Linked DNA regions of Homo sapiens: regions 1, 3 and 4 are each linked to region 2. The links are chromatin contacts, found by Hi-C or POLR2A ChIA-PET in ENCODE. All regions are on one chromosome and are shown on one strand. Each heading gives the region's core, a stretch centred on a gene start or an enhancer-like site at or near the end of the contact. The rest is flanking DNA. Distances are from core to core; before and after follow the strand shown.

What was found. Hi-C counts contacts between places; a loop is a spot of excess contacts on that map. ChIA-PET counts read pairs that join two places held with the same protein, here RNA polymerase II (POLR2A). Pooled maps may share reads with other maps.
Region 1: a loop to region 2 is called in a pooled map, with 7 times the contacts of the local background. The contact joins the promoter of SLC11A2 here to the enhancer-like site in region 2. A Hi-C loop is called at or near these places in 3 of 50 pooled maps. POLR2A ChIA-PET finds 5 or more read pairs at or near these places in 4 of 52 experiments (A549, CD8-positive, alpha-beta T cell, CD8-positive, alpha-beta memory T cell and 1 more).
Region 3: a loop to region 2 is called in a pooled map, with 10 times the contacts of the local background. The contact joins the promoter of DAZAP2 here to the enhancer-like site in region 2. A Hi-C loop is called at or near these places in 4 of 50 pooled maps. POLR2A ChIA-PET finds 5 or more read pairs at or near these places in 3 of 52 experiments (Caco-2, activated T-cell and naive thymus-derived CD8-positive, alpha-beta T cell).
Region 4: a pooled map shows a loop between it and region 2 (2.7-fold over the local background). The contact joins the promoter of POU6F1 here to the enhancer-like site in region 2. A Hi-C loop is called at or near these places in 1 of 50 pooled maps. POLR2A ChIA-PET finds 5 or more read pairs at or near these places in 3 of 52 experiments (A549, Caco-2 and naive thymus-derived CD4-positive, alpha-beta T cell).

The regions. Positions count from the first base shown.
Region 1 is chr12:51,024,847-51,029,014 of GRCh38, forward strand. SLC11A2 (solute carrier family 11 member 2) reads right to left here and starts at 1,538. Exons shown (of 16, transcript NM_000617.3): 1 at 1,464-1,538. RefSeq lists enhancers at 498-1,111, 1,112-1,723 and silencers at 1,129-1,188, 1,199-1,918.
Region 2 is chr12:51,819,471-51,823,322 of GRCh38, forward strand. FIGNL2 (fidgetin like 2) reads right to left here. Exons shown (of 2, transcript NM_001384995.1): 2 at 1-2,954. The coding sequence starts at 2,943. The coding sequence ends at 982. Among named protein-coding and RNA genes, the nearest start is that of TMDD1, 6.5 kb to the left of the region's middle. RefSeq lists a silencer at 1,402-1,501. Within about 2 kb of position 1,506, at least 22 of the 41 ENCODE cell types and tissues checked have a DNase peak (open chromatin) inside an H3K27ac peak, as active enhancers do.
Region 3 is chr12:51,235,837-51,240,081 of GRCh38, forward strand. DAZAP2 (DAZ associated protein 2) reads left to right here and starts at 2,990. Exons shown (of 4, transcript NM_014764.4): 1 at 2,990-3,084. The coding sequence starts at 3,072. RefSeq lists enhancers at 2,040-2,677, 2,769-3,063, 2,987-3,236, 3,953-4,245 and a silencer at 2,787-2,896.
Region 4 is chr12:51,215,446-51,219,329 of GRCh38, forward strand. POU6F1 (POU class 6 homeobox 1) reads right to left here and starts at 2,617. Exons shown (of 11, transcript NM_001330422.2): 1 at 2,197-2,617. RefSeq lists silencers at 1,791-2,050, 2,281-2,440, 2,641-2,790 and an enhancer at 2,941-3,000.

The DNA.
Region 1 (4,168 bases), core at 288-2,787, 790 kb before region 2:
CTACCCAGAAATTCCCCTCCCGAGTCCCACTGCCATTCCGGAAACATGAGAAACCAAGTATGCTGCAATCATGGCCTTTTTAGTACTGGCTCCAAAATAAACTGAGTAGGCCAAGCAAGACTGTCAATGAAATACTGTCCAATGAAAAAATAAACAGCCGAAGGTTTCAGGTTTCATTTACCCAACACAGGTATCACAATAAATGACCTAGTATAATGATAGTTTCCAACCGTATTTAATAAAACAAACACGCAGCAGAAATCCTCTAGTCACATATAACTACACTATACCCTCAGATCAAAGTTAATGATGTCAATGGAAAGTATAGGCCGGCGGGTTCACTGGTGATAAGTCATGAGACTCTGAGCAAAGAATAAGTAATAAGGTTAGAATTCTTTAGAAGTGTTAAGGGGAAAGAAGGTAACAACAACAAAAACTCCTCCACATCAAGAGTTCTAAGTACTTTGTTGTTTATTAACTAATTTCATACCAACAACCCTGTAAGACTGATATTATCAATCCCCATTTTAAGTACGTGGAACAAAAGAAGAAAGAGGCAAACAACATGCTCAAAGATTTACAAAGCCAAGAAATCATGCGAACTGGTGGGGCTTCGGGTTCCAGAAGTCAGTGTAAACATAGCTTCTCCATTTTTCACCAACAGTCACTAAAATTGAGGCCAGCAAGTTTTTAGAAGCCTATCTCCCCTTGCAAACTCTCCTTCCATATAATTTTTGCTTTTGCAAGAGATGTCACATTTAAGCGGTAGCTTTAAAAGTGGGGACACATGAAACGCACAGCTGGGAGAGCCATCCAGCCCACTTACATATGTGCAATATCCCCCTGTAGAAAAACCCTGCTCATTGGAGCCTGGAATCCAGAGGGTCCCTGAGAGCTACACAAACAGCCTTAAAACCAATCTACCCACAATTACTGAGCCGCGTATGCAGGCTATTCACACAGAAGGCGCTCCCTGAAGTCGGTTAGGTTATAATGAGTCTTTTGTTGAAGCGGGGCGGCGGGAGGCCCCGGAGAGCAGCCCGGCCCCCTGCGGCGCCGACGAAGAGGCCACGAAAGACCTTGCCCTGTGCCCGTCGGCCTCTTTCGAGGCGTCGAAGCAGGTCAGCGCACCCCGACACAGGCCGGGCGCGCCATCCGGTGCAGCTGGGAGCTGGGCCATGTGTCCTAGGCCGCGGCGGGGAAGGGGCGAGACCCCCGCGACCTCCGGCGTTCCCTCCCTGCCCCCATCTTTGGGTCTTTCTCTGAATGGCGCGACTCCATCAGTCCTGGACTCTGGGCCTGAGGCCCTCCCTGGCCACACCTCCCCTCACAGCCCCGCACGGCGAGCCGGTGTCGCATCCTAGCCCCGGAGCCTGACCCCCGACACAGGCCCTCGAGCCGCCCCGCGCCCCTCCCTGCCAGCGAGCGGAATGCCGTGACCCCTGACCTTGCCTTCCCCTCACCTTACCAGCTCCGCAACCACCTGACACGCCGCCCCCGCGCCCAGGGCTCCATATTCCGGGAGCCAGCGCCACGCTGGCTAACGCCCTCCCCTCCCCGCGATTGGTCGACAGGACGGCAGCCGCACATCCCTATTGGCTGGAGTCCCTGCAGCGGCCGGGATGCGTGGCCCGCAGACCAGGGACCTAGGCTCCGCCCACGCGGAGTCTGGATGCGGCGGCCCCTGGGGCACGCGGCGGCCCCTGGGGCACCCGGCGGGAGCTGCATGCTGCCTAGTTGCTGCTTGCGTTGGCCAGACCCACACAGCCCCTGGACTGGGGAGCTCCAGTCCGCTAGCAGTCTGGGGACAGATAAGATTCCTGCCCTAGTTCGCCGTGGCGCCACGTTAGGTACTGACAATCAAGCTACGAGGTATAGCTCTATCCTGTAAAGGGTAGCCAGGCCAGGCGCGGAGGCTCACACTTGTAATGCCCAGCACTTTGGGAGACCGAGGCGGGAGGATCACTTGAGTCCAGGAGTTCGATACCAGCCTGGGCAACATAGTGAGACCCGGTCTCTACAAAAAATTTTAAAATTAGCCAAGCAAAGGCCGGGCGCGGTGGCTCACGCCTGTACTCCCAGCACTTTGGAGGGCCCAGGCGGGCGAATCACCTGAGATCGGGAGTTTGAGACCAGCCTGACCAACATGGAGAAACCCCGTCTTTACTAAAAATACAAAATTAGCCGGGCGTGGTGGCGCATGCCTGTAATCCCAGCTACTCGGGAGGCTGAGGCAAGAGAATCGCTTGAACCCGGGAGGCGGAGGTGCAGTGAGCCGAGATCGCGCCATTGCACTCCAGCCTTGGAAACAAGAGCGAAAACTCCGTCTAAAAAAAAAAAAAAATTAGCCAGGCATCACGGCGCCCGCCTGTGGTCCCAGCTACTCGGGGGCTGAGGTGGGAGAATCACTTGGGCCTGGGAGGTGGAGGCTGCGGTGAGACAAGATCGTGCCACTGCACTCCAGCCTGGGTGGCAGAGCAAAACCCTGTCTCAAAAAAAAAGGATAGCCACCTGGAAGGAACATTTCCTCGCGCCCCCAGAGCCACATCATAGTATCTGCTGCCCCACCAAGAGCACCCCACACCTGGGAGGAACCGAGAAACATCAGCTAGTGCAGCCAGTTTGACCGCCTTAGGTGTCCTCCCAAGCCTCCGTAGTGAATTGTTTTCCTCCTCGCCCAGCTGACTCGATTCTCCCCAGACTTCATCCTACCTACCCAAAAGCAATCCCACTCTATCGCCAGTTTCAGCCTCACACCGTATCTTTTGCTCTGAAGATGAGACTGCCAAACTGGTGAAGAGGGAATAAATGGCCTAACAAATTACCGTAATTTTCTGCAATGTCGTTTACAGCCACCAAAAACATTAGATCCTCCCGCCACCCTCACTCCCCGACCCCTCGCACTGCTTACAGCATTAAAGGTAATTGAGCTTCTTTATTCACGTAAAAACAGCTAGGAGAAAATTTCATTAGTAAGAGAGACCAAGAAATGAGGAAAGGAGCGTGAACTGCAAAGAGAAAAATCCAAATAAAGTGCGAAGTAAAAACAAACTCGGGGACCAAAAAAAAGTGGGGGGGGGGGGCTTGGCTTCCTGGAGCAGGTTGGTTTTCATACAGAATTTCTCCTGGAGAAAAAAGAAAATGCACAAATTAGTTCTGAGATTCTCGCTACAGTACATCTGTGGAGTTTCAGAAAGGTTTGATGAAGTTCCTCCAGATCGGAACCTTTCCTTTGGCAACTTCTATTATAACTAGAAAATAAAATTGCTAGAGCTGTACTTGTCACCCTTTCAGGTCTGCTCAGCTGGGCAGCTTCCCTGGGCTACTTACTTAGTTCACAGTGTGGAGCTGCCTCCGTCTTCAGCTGCTTCTTCCTCATGGTGCAGAACTAGTTTGACTTTCCCAATGCCAGCTCCTGCCTCTATATATGAAGACAAGTGCGCCTCCCTCAGTTAGATAAAGGGCACTTTTGGGTGCTCTAAGCAACACAGCTTTCTAAAGACGAGCAAGGAATTTCAAGAGGCAAACCACGCCCTCCAAAGCCTAATCAGATTTCATCTTTGACCTGTCGTGAAAAGAGAAGCATTATATATCTGCCACTCCTAGATATTAATTAACAATTTATTGAGTTCAAAAATTTTATTCTAAGATTTCATCTCTGTACCATTTGGCAGGAGCAAGAGTAGGTGGCAAGCCTGTGAGTGCCAGTGGTTGAAAGGGGTGGAGTAAGAAATTGCTTCCCTTCTCTGCTCCTCTTGGAGTGCAGCTGGTTCAGGCTCCACAGGTGCACTAGGACTCTGCTCCTCTGAGACGTGAGGTGAAACCATTAACCCCAAGCCTGACAGTGCACTTGTATTTTCCATATAGGTACGTGCAGCACTGAGGCAATTATGAGGAGTCTCAGAACGTGGGTGGAAATGCTGCCTGCTCTATTATCCCTCGGGATCTAAAGGACCCTCTGGCTTCAGCCTGGTCAATCAGTGATCCACGAGCAGACATCAGAGCCACGCAAACTCCGGACTTGGTGCCTGATGGAAAAGAAAAAGAAAGGAAAAAAACCCAGAGACTACAAGACAGAAGTCCAGGGCAAGCCTAGAATTTCTCAATCTGGGAGGAGGGGAGCTGAAAGAATGGGGAAATTTTGCCTCAGGGAAATAACTTAGACGAC
Region 2 (3,852 bases), core at 256-2,755:
GGGTCTTCCTCTCCCCTTCCCCGTAAGTCTCATTTTTTGAGTGTCTGGGAGAATTTGGTCCCCTGGATGGAGTGGGGGGGAGGGGGCAGGTGTGAGGGGCACACAGGAGAGCAGCCAAAGTCTAACATTCTTTCTGAGGTCAGTTTCTTCCTGAGTTGTCAAAAGAAAAAGAAAAACAGCAAATTCTACACATTTTACAAAAATAAGAAGACTAAAATATGAAACAAGCTACATTTCTGGGATCTCCCCTCAAAAACAAACAAAAAATTCCCCTTCTTTGGGGACTTTTTTTCCTTGATCCCCCTAGACCCTAGGTTTCAGATGGGTAGAGGGGTAACCCTCCTCCTCAGCCCCTGGGCCTCCAGAGCTCCTGCAAAGGGCCACTGCAGTCCAAATAAGAACAGAAGGCAGGGAAAGGCATTAAAGCTCAGGGACCAAAAGGCCAGGGACGCTGGAGAGCCAGGGATGGAGACAGAAGCACAGAGGGTGAGGGATGGAGAGCTGGGGAGGGAGGGGCAGGAGAGAAACAGGGCCAGCATGGGGTGGGCAGGGGTGTCAGCGACAAAGCAAAAGGGAGAGAAAACCAAGAGAATGCAGAGAATGGGATGGAGAGAGTGAGGGAGAAGGAGGGTGCCATTCAGATAGCGAGGAGACAAAAGCGTTGTGGCAAGAGAGCAGGAGTTCTTAAGGCCCCGGGTGCCAGCCCATGCCGGATCTGCCCGGTCTGCCGGGCGGAGATGGCGAGCTTCCAGTCCACAATAAATAGGAAAAACCTGAGTACACGGCGCATATGGCATCTGCCTGGCAGAAGCATTTTCCTTCCCACGAAAAAAAAAATATCCACCGGCAGACCCCTCCTGTCCCCGATCCCACATTCACCACTCCAGCCCCTGCCAGCCGGGTTTAGTCAGTGACATCCCTCCCACGCGGAGGCGGCGGGGACGGAGGGACTGCGGCTCCCGCGGCCTCCCCCGCGCGCCGTCAGTGTCCGGAGCCGTACATTTTGTCCCACTCCACGAACGAGTCCAGTTCCTTGGCAGAGGCCCTAGGGCCCACCTTGGCCAGCGCCGCCTCCAGGTCCTTGTAGGAGAGGGGGCGCTGCAGCCCCGGGAGGCCCGCCCCGGCCGCCGCCTGCTGGCACAGCTGCCCCAGCTCGCCCCCAGAGAAGCCCTGCGTGCCCTGCACCAGCGCCGCCAGTTCCCGCTCACTGAGCGCGCAGCCCTGCTGGGCCAGCGCCCGCTGCAGGATCTGCCCGCGGGCCGGGCTGTCGGGCAGCGCCACGTAGAAGCGGAGAGAGAAGCGCCGGCGGGTCGCCTCGTCCAGAGCCGCGGGCCGCGAGGTGGTGCCCACAACCAGCACGCCGTCAGCCCCCGCGCCGCAGCCCCCGTCCAGGCAGGCCAGGAGCGGCACCTGCAGCGCGCCCCCTGCCGCCGCGCCGTCGTCCCGGGCGGGGAGCAGCGCCTCTAGCTCGCTGATGAGGAGTACGGAGGGTGGGCGGCAGCGCGCGGCCGCGAAGGCGGCCTGGAGGAGGCGCGCGCCCTCGGCGGCGCCGGGCGCAGCCAGGGTCGCGCCGCGCAGGCGCAACAGCGTGGCGCCCAGCTGCGTGGCGAGGCAGCGGCCCAGCAGCGCTTTGCCCGCGCCCCGCGGCCCAAAGAGCAGGACGGTCCGCGGCGGGCGCAGGCTGCCCGGGTAGGCGGGCGGCCTGAGCAGGGGCCACACCAGCTCCTCCTCCAGCGCCGCCTTGAGCGCGCCCTGGCCCGCCACATCCGCCCACTGCACCGGGGGCCCGCAGTCCACCATCTTGCTCGTCACCAGCTCCAGGGCCCCAGGGTCCACGCCTTTGGGAGTCTCCCCCGACGGCACGGCGAACCCCCCACGAGGAGCCGGGGCCCGCTCCGGGAACTTTTCAAAGGGCTCCAGTTGCGGGCCGTAGACGGGGGAGCCCAGGACCTTGAGGGGGACGCCGCCACCGTACTTGCCCGACGCCTCCTCCGCGGCTCCTGGCGGCTTGGCCCGGAACCCGTTGCCCCGACATTCGCCGTTGTCCGCGGCGGGGTAGGAGGCTCCGTCAGCCACGGGGGCCTTGGCGGGCTCGTACGCGTACTTGCGGTAGCGGCCCTCGGGCCCCTCGTCGGCGGCCTTGCGCTTCAGCGACAGCCCGGATTCGGCACCCGGCGCGGCCGTGGGGAAGCCATAGGCGGTGGGCGGTGCCGGCGCGGGCAGGGGCGTGGGCGCGGGCAGGCCCGGGGTCAGGTAGGGGGCCGGGGGTGGGCCTGGGGGCGGCGGGAGCGCGCCATAGCCGGGCTGCGCTGCGTAGCCCCCTGCGGGATAGTTGTACAGCGGCGCTGAGGGCCCGTACCCCGGAGGCGGTGGGGGCTGCAGGAGCGCGGCCGGGGGCGGCGGGGGCAGCGCGGCGCCCGTCTGCGCGCAGTAACCCGGCGCCAGGTACCCCCCGCCGTAGCCGGCCGCGTACTCGGGCGCCGCCGATGGGCCCCCGCACGCATTGCCGGCGTAGAGGGGTTCAGGGAGGTTCCCGGCTAAAACTGGGGAGCCCCCCAGGGCCCCGGAACCGCCGCCACCGCCCGATTTGGTTCCTGGGAGGCCTTCGTGGAGTGAGGCCAAGGGGTAGGGTGGCTCCGGCCCTGGCCAGGGCTCGGGATCCCCTTTGGCGCCGTTGAGGAAGGAGGCGTCGCTGTACCCGCCCAGGGCCGGACGCTCGTAGGGAGAATCCAAGACCCCAGAGTACTTCTCTGCATAGCGCTTTAGGAGGTTGGAGGCAGTGAGGGCTGAGATGTCGTCGTGTGCCCAAGCGTAGTGGCAGCGTTGGCGACCCCCAGGGGGCAACTCCAACTTGTGGGCCGGCGACGGGGTGGTGGAGGAGACGTCCAGGTGCTGCTCTGGCCACTGGTTGAGGGGCTGGGCGTGTTCTGGTGTCCAGTGCATCTTCAACAGAGCTGCGGGCAAGAGACAGGAGGTCTGGTGAGGTCTAGCCACCGAGGACCCAGTGGGCCACTGCTAGCCATAGGCCAGTCCGCCTAGACTGCGGCTTGGACAGGCTGGGCTTCCGGCATCCACCACCTACCGCCCCACTCTCTTGGGGCCCTCCCTCCAGGCACCAAATACACTTCTTATGTCCCAGGATTAAAGTTGTCTGAAAATATTTTCCTCAGCGCCCAAAGGGGTCTGGAAATGATGTGGTTGGCCCTAACTTCACCTTGTAGGCAATGGTTATTATTTTTGTCCTGGCCACTCCAGCCATGTCCTTTGCAGGACACGTGATCCTTACTTTCTATGAAGGATCGGACAATGGGCGGGACATCCCAGCCCTCGGAATAGTCAAACTCAAGTGAAGCTCGCTCAGTAAGAGATGTTTGTCACCTACCGTGTGCTGGCCACTACAGAGGCACCAGGGTTATGTAAAGAGTTGTATGAGGCCTGCCCAGAGTCCCTGGCCTAGTGACCCAGAAGTTTGTTATTCCTAAATGCTCTGTTCACCTCAGCCCTTCCTGAGATTCTGAGATTCCAAGGCCCCGTGTGGGCCTGAGGTCAGAGATGCTGGCGTGTATGGGACTGCCTTATCCATGGGAAACCTCAGTGGCTGACCCAGAGCATTCATTTCCTTCCCACTTGGTTTTGGCTTCTGCCTGATGAAGTCAGAGCACCTGGATTCCAGACCCAGCTGCATGTAATGGCTGTATGCCTGGGGCAGGTGCTGCCACCTGCTTTATTCCCAATAGGTCTCACCACAATACAAAAATATGTAGAATAAATAGGTCATATGCTGGAGAAGACCGCGGAAAGTTAATATACAACAATGCACATCATAGGATGTGGACCACAGATTTGTCTCTG
Region 3 (4,245 bases), core at 1,740-4,239, 580 kb before region 2:
TCAATCAATCAATCAAACAAAAACAAGATCATATCACTTTCCTGCTTAACATTCTTCAGTGGCTAACTAGTGCCCTTAACATAGAATCCAGTATCTTCATGTGGGATCTTACATGGGCTCTAAGGCGTCCCTGCAAGGTCTGGCTCACAGTTCTTCAGCGTCAATTTTTTTTTTTTTTTTTTTGAGACAGAATCTTGCTCTGTCACCCAGGCTGGAGTGCAATGGCACGATCGCGGCTCACTGCAACCTCCGCCTCCCAGGTTCATGCAATTCTCCTGCCTCAGCCTCCCAAGTAGCTGGGATTACAGGCACGCACCACCATGCCCAGCTAATTTTTGTGTTTTTAGTAGAGACGAGGTTTCCCCATGTTGGCCAGGCTGGTCTCGAACTCCTGACCTCAAGTCATTTGCCCGCCTTGGCCTCCCAAAGTGCTGGGATTACAGGCATGAGCCACCGCACCCGGATCTTCAGGGTCATCTTTTATCAGTCCCCTTACCAGTATGCTCTGGCTACACTGAACTCTTTCATGCCCTCCCCCTCTATAAGCCTTCTCACCTCTAGGCCTTTGCATAAGCAGTTCCCTCTTCCAGGAACCCTCTTCACTTGCTTAACCTGCTCTCACCCTTCAGATTTCATCTCAGACATCACTTGCATCAGGAAACCTTCCCTGACTACATCAGAATAGAGTAGGTGCCTCACCTATGTGTTCTCCTCACACTCCATGCTGTCTTTATGTCAGCACTAATCATATTATGTGTTCACTTTTCTGTCTCTCCCATTAGGTAGACCATAAATTCCATGAGAGTATGGACTATGCCTGTCTCTTCATTATTATTTCCCTAGTGCCTGTCACAGGGCCTGGCACATAATAGGTGCTCAAAAAATATTTGTTAAATTAATGTAAGAAAGAATGTTTGATAAATGACCAAATAAACATCTTCATCTCATTGGGGAATCTACGAGAATGAAGAAAATGCCAAAGTTTGATCCTGTTCAAGAAAGTAGCTAATTACTACTACTTTTTTTTGTAGAGATGAAGTCTCACTATGCTGCCTAGGCTGGTTCTGAACTCCTGGCTCAAGCGATCCTCCTGCCTAGGCTGCCCAAAGTGTTGGGATTACAGGTGTGAGCTGTTGCACCCAGCCACCATTTACTTCTTAATTCCACCTGCCAGAGAAAGCACTGGCCTGCAACTCTTTCATTTTTGTTAGTAATCTCATTTGGCTCTGCCCTGGTTTTCCCAATGCCCAGGTCCCACTGTGACAAGCAAAATACCCAACAACCTGTAAAGTAGGCCTGACCAATCTGAGGGCAGTTTACATGAGCAGGAGGTAGGCCCAGGAGAGTTCCTGGGTCCTAAGAGTTAACCCTTTAATCATTGGACAATGGAGGTGGCAAGATCGCTTGAGGCTGGAAATTCAAGACCAGCCTGGCCAACACAGGGAGACCCCATCTCTGTATTAAAAAATGAATAGCACGTGCCTGTAATCCCAGCTAGTCGGGAGGCTGAGGCAGGAGAATCGCTTAGAACCCTGGAGGCGGAGGTTGCAGTGAGCTGAGATTGCGCCACTGCACTCCAGCCTGGCGACAGACCAAGCCTCTGTCTCAAAAATAAATAAATAAATAAATAAATAAATAAATAAATAAATAAATAAATAAAAATAAGGCTCGGCGCAGTGGCTTATGCCTGTAATCCCAGAACCTTGGGAGGCCGAGGCAGGTGGATCACCTGAGGTCAGGAGTTCGAGACCAGCCTGGCCAACATGGTGAAACCCCGTCTCTACTAAAAAATACAAAATTTGCCGGTCGTGGTGGCGGGCACCTGTAATCCCAGCTATTCGGGAGGCTGAGGCAGGAGAATTGCTTGAACCCAGGAGGCGGAGGTTGCAGTGAACCGAGATCATGCCACTGCACTCCAGCCTGGGCGACAGAGCAAGACTCCATCTCAAAAAAAAAAAAAAAAAAAAAAAGAAAAGAAAAAATTAAAACTTTTTTTAGAAAGAAAGAAAACCAGCCTGGCCAACATAGTGAAACCCCGTCTCTACTAAAAATACAAAAATTAGCCAGGAATGGTGGCGCACGCCTGTAGGCCCAGCTACTCAGGAAGCTGAGGCAGGAGAATTGCCTGAACCCGGGAGGTGGAGGCTGTGGTGAGATCGCCCCACTGCACTCTAGCCTGGGCAAGCGAGCAAGACTCCGTCTCAAAAAAAAAAGAAAAAGAAAAGAAAACACTTAATCGCTGCCCTAAAGGATGCCATCTTTGCCCTTAAGGATAATTAGGTTAGAAAGAGAAGCCATACATAGAGAAAAATAGAGGTACCATACAGGTCACCTGCAACAGGTGCTAAAAAAAGGAAAGGGCCACAAACACTCCATGGGTAGTGCAGTTATGTCAGTTTCAGTGCCAGGTGTTGCGTACAGCACGGAAAACATAACCCCTTCCTGTACGTGAGAAAGGCAACGACTGTCCTGGGGAAGACAGGGCAGCGAAGATTCCAGTGCAGGTCTCATTCAGGAAAGGATACATGTGAGCTGGAGTGGCAAAATAAATTTTAACAGAGCTGAAGCTTAAGTTGGGCTTGGTGGGGAGGGACGCATGATAAACTAAGGTGTGGGGAGCCGATTTCAGGCAGTGCGACAAATTTGCAGAAATCTAAGCCCCTCGTGGAAGGTTGCCAAGGTGAGGTGACCTTGAGTGAATGCGTGTAGGTGGAAAAAGGTTCCGGGGAATGCTTGCATCGTTCTGCATCCGAGCGTCCAACAGAGAAAAGATCCTGTTTCCAGACAATACCTGCATTTGGTTTTTCTCCAGCTGAGGGACACCGGTAGGGGGGGGGAGGACAGAAACGAGCAGGGGGTGGGGCCAAGGCGAGTGGGCGGGACCGCGCGGACCCTCCCGCGGCCGACTGGAGGCCCGGAGCAGGGGCGGAGTTTCCGGCGGCAGCGCCACTCGGGCGTCGGGTGACGCTAGGCGGACGGACCATCATGTGACACGGAAGTAGCTCCGAACAGGAAGAGGACGAAAAAAATAACCGTCCGCGACGCCGAGACAAACCGGACCCGCAACCACCATGAACAGCAAAGGCAAGGACCGAGGGTGGCAGAGGCCGTCGGGGGGAGTACTGCTGGCCCAGAGCGAGCGGATTCGGAGCCCAGGGTCACCAAACGCCAGGTTTGGGGTGGGCTGCGCCATGCTCCTTGGCCGGCTGCAGTCCAGGGCGCTGCGCCTGACGCCTTCGTCATACCCAAATTACGGCAGCTTGCTGCCTCCAGGCCCTTTCCTCCGTAAACTCTGTGGCGCAGTTTGGAGCTGCGGGCTCGGGTGGTGGGGGGGCTTGACATGATGGGCATCCGCAGGAGCAAATAGAGCGCTAGCGCAGGCATTCGCGTAGGCCAATGGAGAGCCGGCGGAGGCGGGGCGCCGCGCTCCGGAACCCCCAGCGGGGCCGAACTTAACTACTGAATTGCTGGAGTTGGTTCGTGGGCCGGGGCCTGTGAGGTCTCTTTTCCTTCCCTTCGCACCCCCTCGCCCTTCGCTGACGGGATCAGAACTTCTCCCCTTTTCTGTGGTTGTACCAGTGTGTCTGTCGGAACATGATTCCCATAACGCAGGAATAGGTTGAGGGGGTAAAAAAGGAATAGAAAAAAAAAAAAAAAAAAGGCCGAGCGAGGTTGCTCACGCCTGTAATCCCAGCAGTTTGGGAGGTCGAGGCGGGCGGATCACCTGAGGTCAAGAGTTCGAGACCAGCCTGGCCAACGTGGTGAAACCCCGTCTCTATTAAAAAATACAAAAATCAGCTGGGCGTGGTGGCGGGCGCCTGTAATCCCAGCTACTCGGGAGGCTGGGGTAGGAGAATTGCTTGAACCCAGGAGACGGAGGTTGCAGTGAGCCGAGATCGCGCCACTGCACTCCAGCCTGGGCAAAAGAGCGAGACTCCGTCTCAGAACAAACAAAAAACCAAACCTGATCCCCCGCTTTTCCAGTGAGGATATTCCTCCTCACCCCTCAGCCCTGCACCCTTTTCCCAGTCTCACGGTTCACTTCCATCATTCACACCCTTTGTTTGGAAGTCGACCTTGAATAGTAATCTGTAAGGAAAATCAGAACTGCTGTTACCCACGAAGTCTGGGCTGGTTGTAGACAGGCTGTGGAGACTACCTAGAGCAGAGGCACCCTTGATAAGCCAGAACAGCAGCAGGCCAGAACCCCAGACCTGTCCTGCATTCCGGAGGGAACTTGGGCCC
Region 4 (3,884 bases), core at 1,367-3,866, 600 kb before region 2:
TTGGGAGGCCGAGGTGGGAGAATTGCTTGAACCCGGGAGGTGGAGGTTGCAGTGAGACCAAGATCGCGCCACTGCACTCCAGACTGAGCGACAGAGTGAAACCCTGTCTCAAAAAAAAAAAAAAAAAAAAAAGAGAGATTTCCAAGGTGTAGTATTGGGTTCTGGAGAACCCAGACCACACTGGCCCCTTCCTAAAGCGCCCGTCTAATTTCTCATTCCAAGCCTTCCTCCTGTGGCCAGTTTCTCCTGCATCCCACTCTCTCTTCTGCCTCATGAACCCTCATTTTGACATGAGGGGTCAAAGGCAGGTTTAAAGGCAGAAGACCCAGCTTGAGTACTGCTTCTACTAGAGGTAATCCCTATAAGCCTCCGTTTCCTTATCCAAAATGGAACCAAATTATAGTAACCACCTCATGGGTTATTGTGAGGATTAAATTGATAATATTTATGGAAGGCACTTAAAACAGGGCCTAGCATGAAGCAAACACTATATATATGTTTGTTATTATCATTGCTATTATTTTGAACTGAAGTAAAGCATGCATATAAAAATGTTTTAAATTATAAAGCATTTTAAAAATGTAAAAGATGGCCAGGCACGGTGGCTCACGCCTGTAATCCCAGCACTTTGGGAGGCCAAGACGGTTGGATTGCCTGAGCTAAGGAGTTCGAGACCAGCCTGGGCAACACGGTGAAACCCCATCTCTACTAAGATACAAAAAAATCAGCTAGACTCTGTCTCAAAAAAAAGAAAATGTAAAAGATTACTCTGATAATTTTATGGTGAGTAAATCTTGGGGACAAGAATATGAGCTTATCCCAAGTTCCTTCAAAATGCAGAAAAACCTTACAGGAGCAAATTTTTTCTGAGTCACTTTTCTTAACTGCCAGCTAGTACTTCCAGGAACAAAACAGAATAAATGGCTACATACACACACACTGACACACAATCACTCTATGGTATTACCTTGTTAGTTTTAATGTTTAGCATCTACTTGTCCACCCCCAGAATAAAAACTCCATGATAGAAGTTTTGTCTGAATTGTTCAGAGCATGGCACTGAGTGGGTATTTTTGTTGAACTAATGAAGAAATGAAGTTCTACAGCAGATAAGCGGAGTACCAGGTCACAGAAGTATCACTTTGAGGACCAGGACTTGAATGAAAATGGAATATATGGAATTATTCCTCAGAAGGCCTCTGCCAGTCAATGGTGGCTGCCTTAGATTGCTAAATAAGGGGCATGGGACACATGTATATGAACAATTGAAGACCAGCCCTCTACTTTTGGAACAAGGAATTTGGGAAGGGCAGATGAGGTTAAAAATCTCTGCAAAGAGCCTCTTTTCTTTGGCCCAGGAATGCTTCCCGAACTCTTCTGATTTCCCCCTGCCCAGCCGCAGAGGCTATTCTGTGAAGGTTTTAGGCTTCCAGTCGGGCTGAGTGGGGTATTCTGCCGCGAAAGTGGAGGTTAGAGGGTATGCTGGGAGCTCCCTTGGCCTTGCCAGGTGAGCCTGCCCAGGGAGCCTGCATCGGGCCCATTATTATGACTATTTATTAATAATAATATCGATATTAAATATTTATGAAGTGCTCATGCTCTGCTAGAAGGTGGCCCTCCCATCACTGACCCACCCTTCCAGCAACGCCTGGGTCCCTACCCCCGGGTCCCACCGGTCGTCCCGGAGTTTGTTCATTCGGGAGAACCGTGACAGGTCACCCTGGCCGCCCCAGCTGGCCCTAACCGCCGGGAACCCAGGCGTCCGTGTTCTCCAGAGAGGCAAGGATCCGCTTCTGGTCGCCACTGGTTCTGTGTACAGAGCGTCCCCTGTGGTCCGCACCCCACAAGGGCTCCAGGGGCAGAAACGGGGAGGGGCCAGGTCGGGGTTCCCCACCGGGTCCACCTGGCGGCCGCCCCCTCCGCTCCAGGTCCAGAGCGGCCCGCGGGCGGGCGAGGGCGCGGCCCCCGGGTGTCTAGCCCCAGCTGGGCAACCGCGCGCTGTCCCGCTCCCGCAGCTCCCCGCCGCCCCGGCCCAGCATCCCGCCGCCCCGGCCCCGCGGCTTTTTTTCTCTTTATCATAAATATATAAATTATGCTAATTACGGGCATTGCATATTAACCAAACCCGAAACCTCCCCTGCCCGGCCCCCTCCCCCTCCGTGCAAACCCCTCCCCGCCCCGGACCCCGCTACTTACCGGAGCCCGAGCCCGAGCCGCCTTCGCCGCGGGTGTCTGGCGGCCACCGATTAGAGATTCATCTCACAGCCCGGGCCAGGGGGCCGGGGCCGGGGCCGGGGCCACGGCGGCCGCCGCCCGCAGACAAAGAAGCCAGTGCGGCTTGGCTGGGCTCGGCTCGGCCCGGGAGCTGGTCGGGACCCGCCGCCGCCCCCAGGCCCCCAGCCTGGGCTGGGCAGAGCCGAAGGGGGCTCCGCAGGCTAAGCCGGGCGGAGAGGGGACGGCCGGGAAGCGGGAAGGGGAAGCCGGGTGGGGGGGCGGTCAGGTATATATTTTTCTTCGTTCCCCCTTCCACGACCCCCCCCTTTTCCCTCCCCCCCTTTTTTCCCTCCTTCTGCTACTTGGATTTTTTTAGCTGCTGCGTCATGAGCATAATTTATGCAAAGAGCTTTGCCGCATGCTGCACCGCCCGCGCCAGCCGCCGGGGGCGGCGGGCTGGGAGGGCGGTCAGGGAAGGGAGGGGAGCACGGGAGCCAGGAGCGAGGGGTGGGGGTGGGGAGGGGACCCTCTGGCCCTGGCCGAGCGGGAGGTCCCGGAGGCTCTCTCCCGGGACAGGGATGGACGGTCAGTGGGTCTGGTTACTCAGCCCCTCCGAGGTGCCGCGGAGGTGGTTTCATTTCGGAAGGTGCCAGAGTAGGAGCTGGAGTCCGGACCCTCCATGCCACATGGCCTTCAGCTGAGGGTTGGGGCGGTGACTCCCGGCCACCGCCTTTCCTCTAGGTAGTCAACTGTCCTCAATGTTGAAAGTCAAGTTTATGTCTATCCCTCCCTCCCTAGAAAGGCGGGGGAACTCAGACATCGCTCAGCCAACGTGGAGAACCTCTGAACAGCTGTGCCCCAGCGCCAAAGCAGCGAAGGGTCCCAGGTCTCTCACCCGGTGGCGGCCGTGGGCTGTGTTGTCTAAAAGCAGATTTCCGGCCTTCTTGTCCAAGTAGACAAGGAAATGTGAACAGAAAGACAAAGTTCAGTGGAATGGTGAAAAACCTCTAGCAGCTTCTTAAGGTAGAGAGGGGACCAGAAAAGGGGTGGATGTGGGTGGCTGAGGGAAAGCAGATTGGAGAAGTGGTGGACAACTGAAAGAGGAAAAAGTTGGAAGACCAAAGTGGAAGCGTGGGAATGGAGAGAAGAACTGGGAAGGAAGGAGGCTCTGTAAATCCAGTGAATGTGGATCCCAATACTGAGGCCACCTGCTGTCATCCTAGGCTGTTCCCCCTCCCACCCTCTCCCGATATTTGGTGGTCTGAGGATAGCTAGAGGTAGATGGGTTAGAGGCAGTGTGAGAATGCAGTTGGAGGCCTCAGTCCTCCCCGGGACTGCTCCGTAAGGCCTCGTGGTGGAAGGGCATTGAATGGCCCGGCCTCGTCGTTAACCTGGCCAGTGGACTAGGCTGTTATCAGCTTGCTGTTTCCATCTGGAAGTGAGCAGGTACTGCTGGCGGCGGATTTATGAGTAACCAATGTATTAGGAGTCAGAATACTTAGGTTTTAGTCCCAACTCTTCCACTAGCCGTCCAGGCAAGTAATTTAACTTCTTCATTACTTATAAAACAAGGATAATATTTATAATGACATTTATAATGACTACTTCATAGGGTTAAGTTTGTGAGCCTGTATGTGAAAAAACTGAAAGCTGCAAGCTCTATACAACTG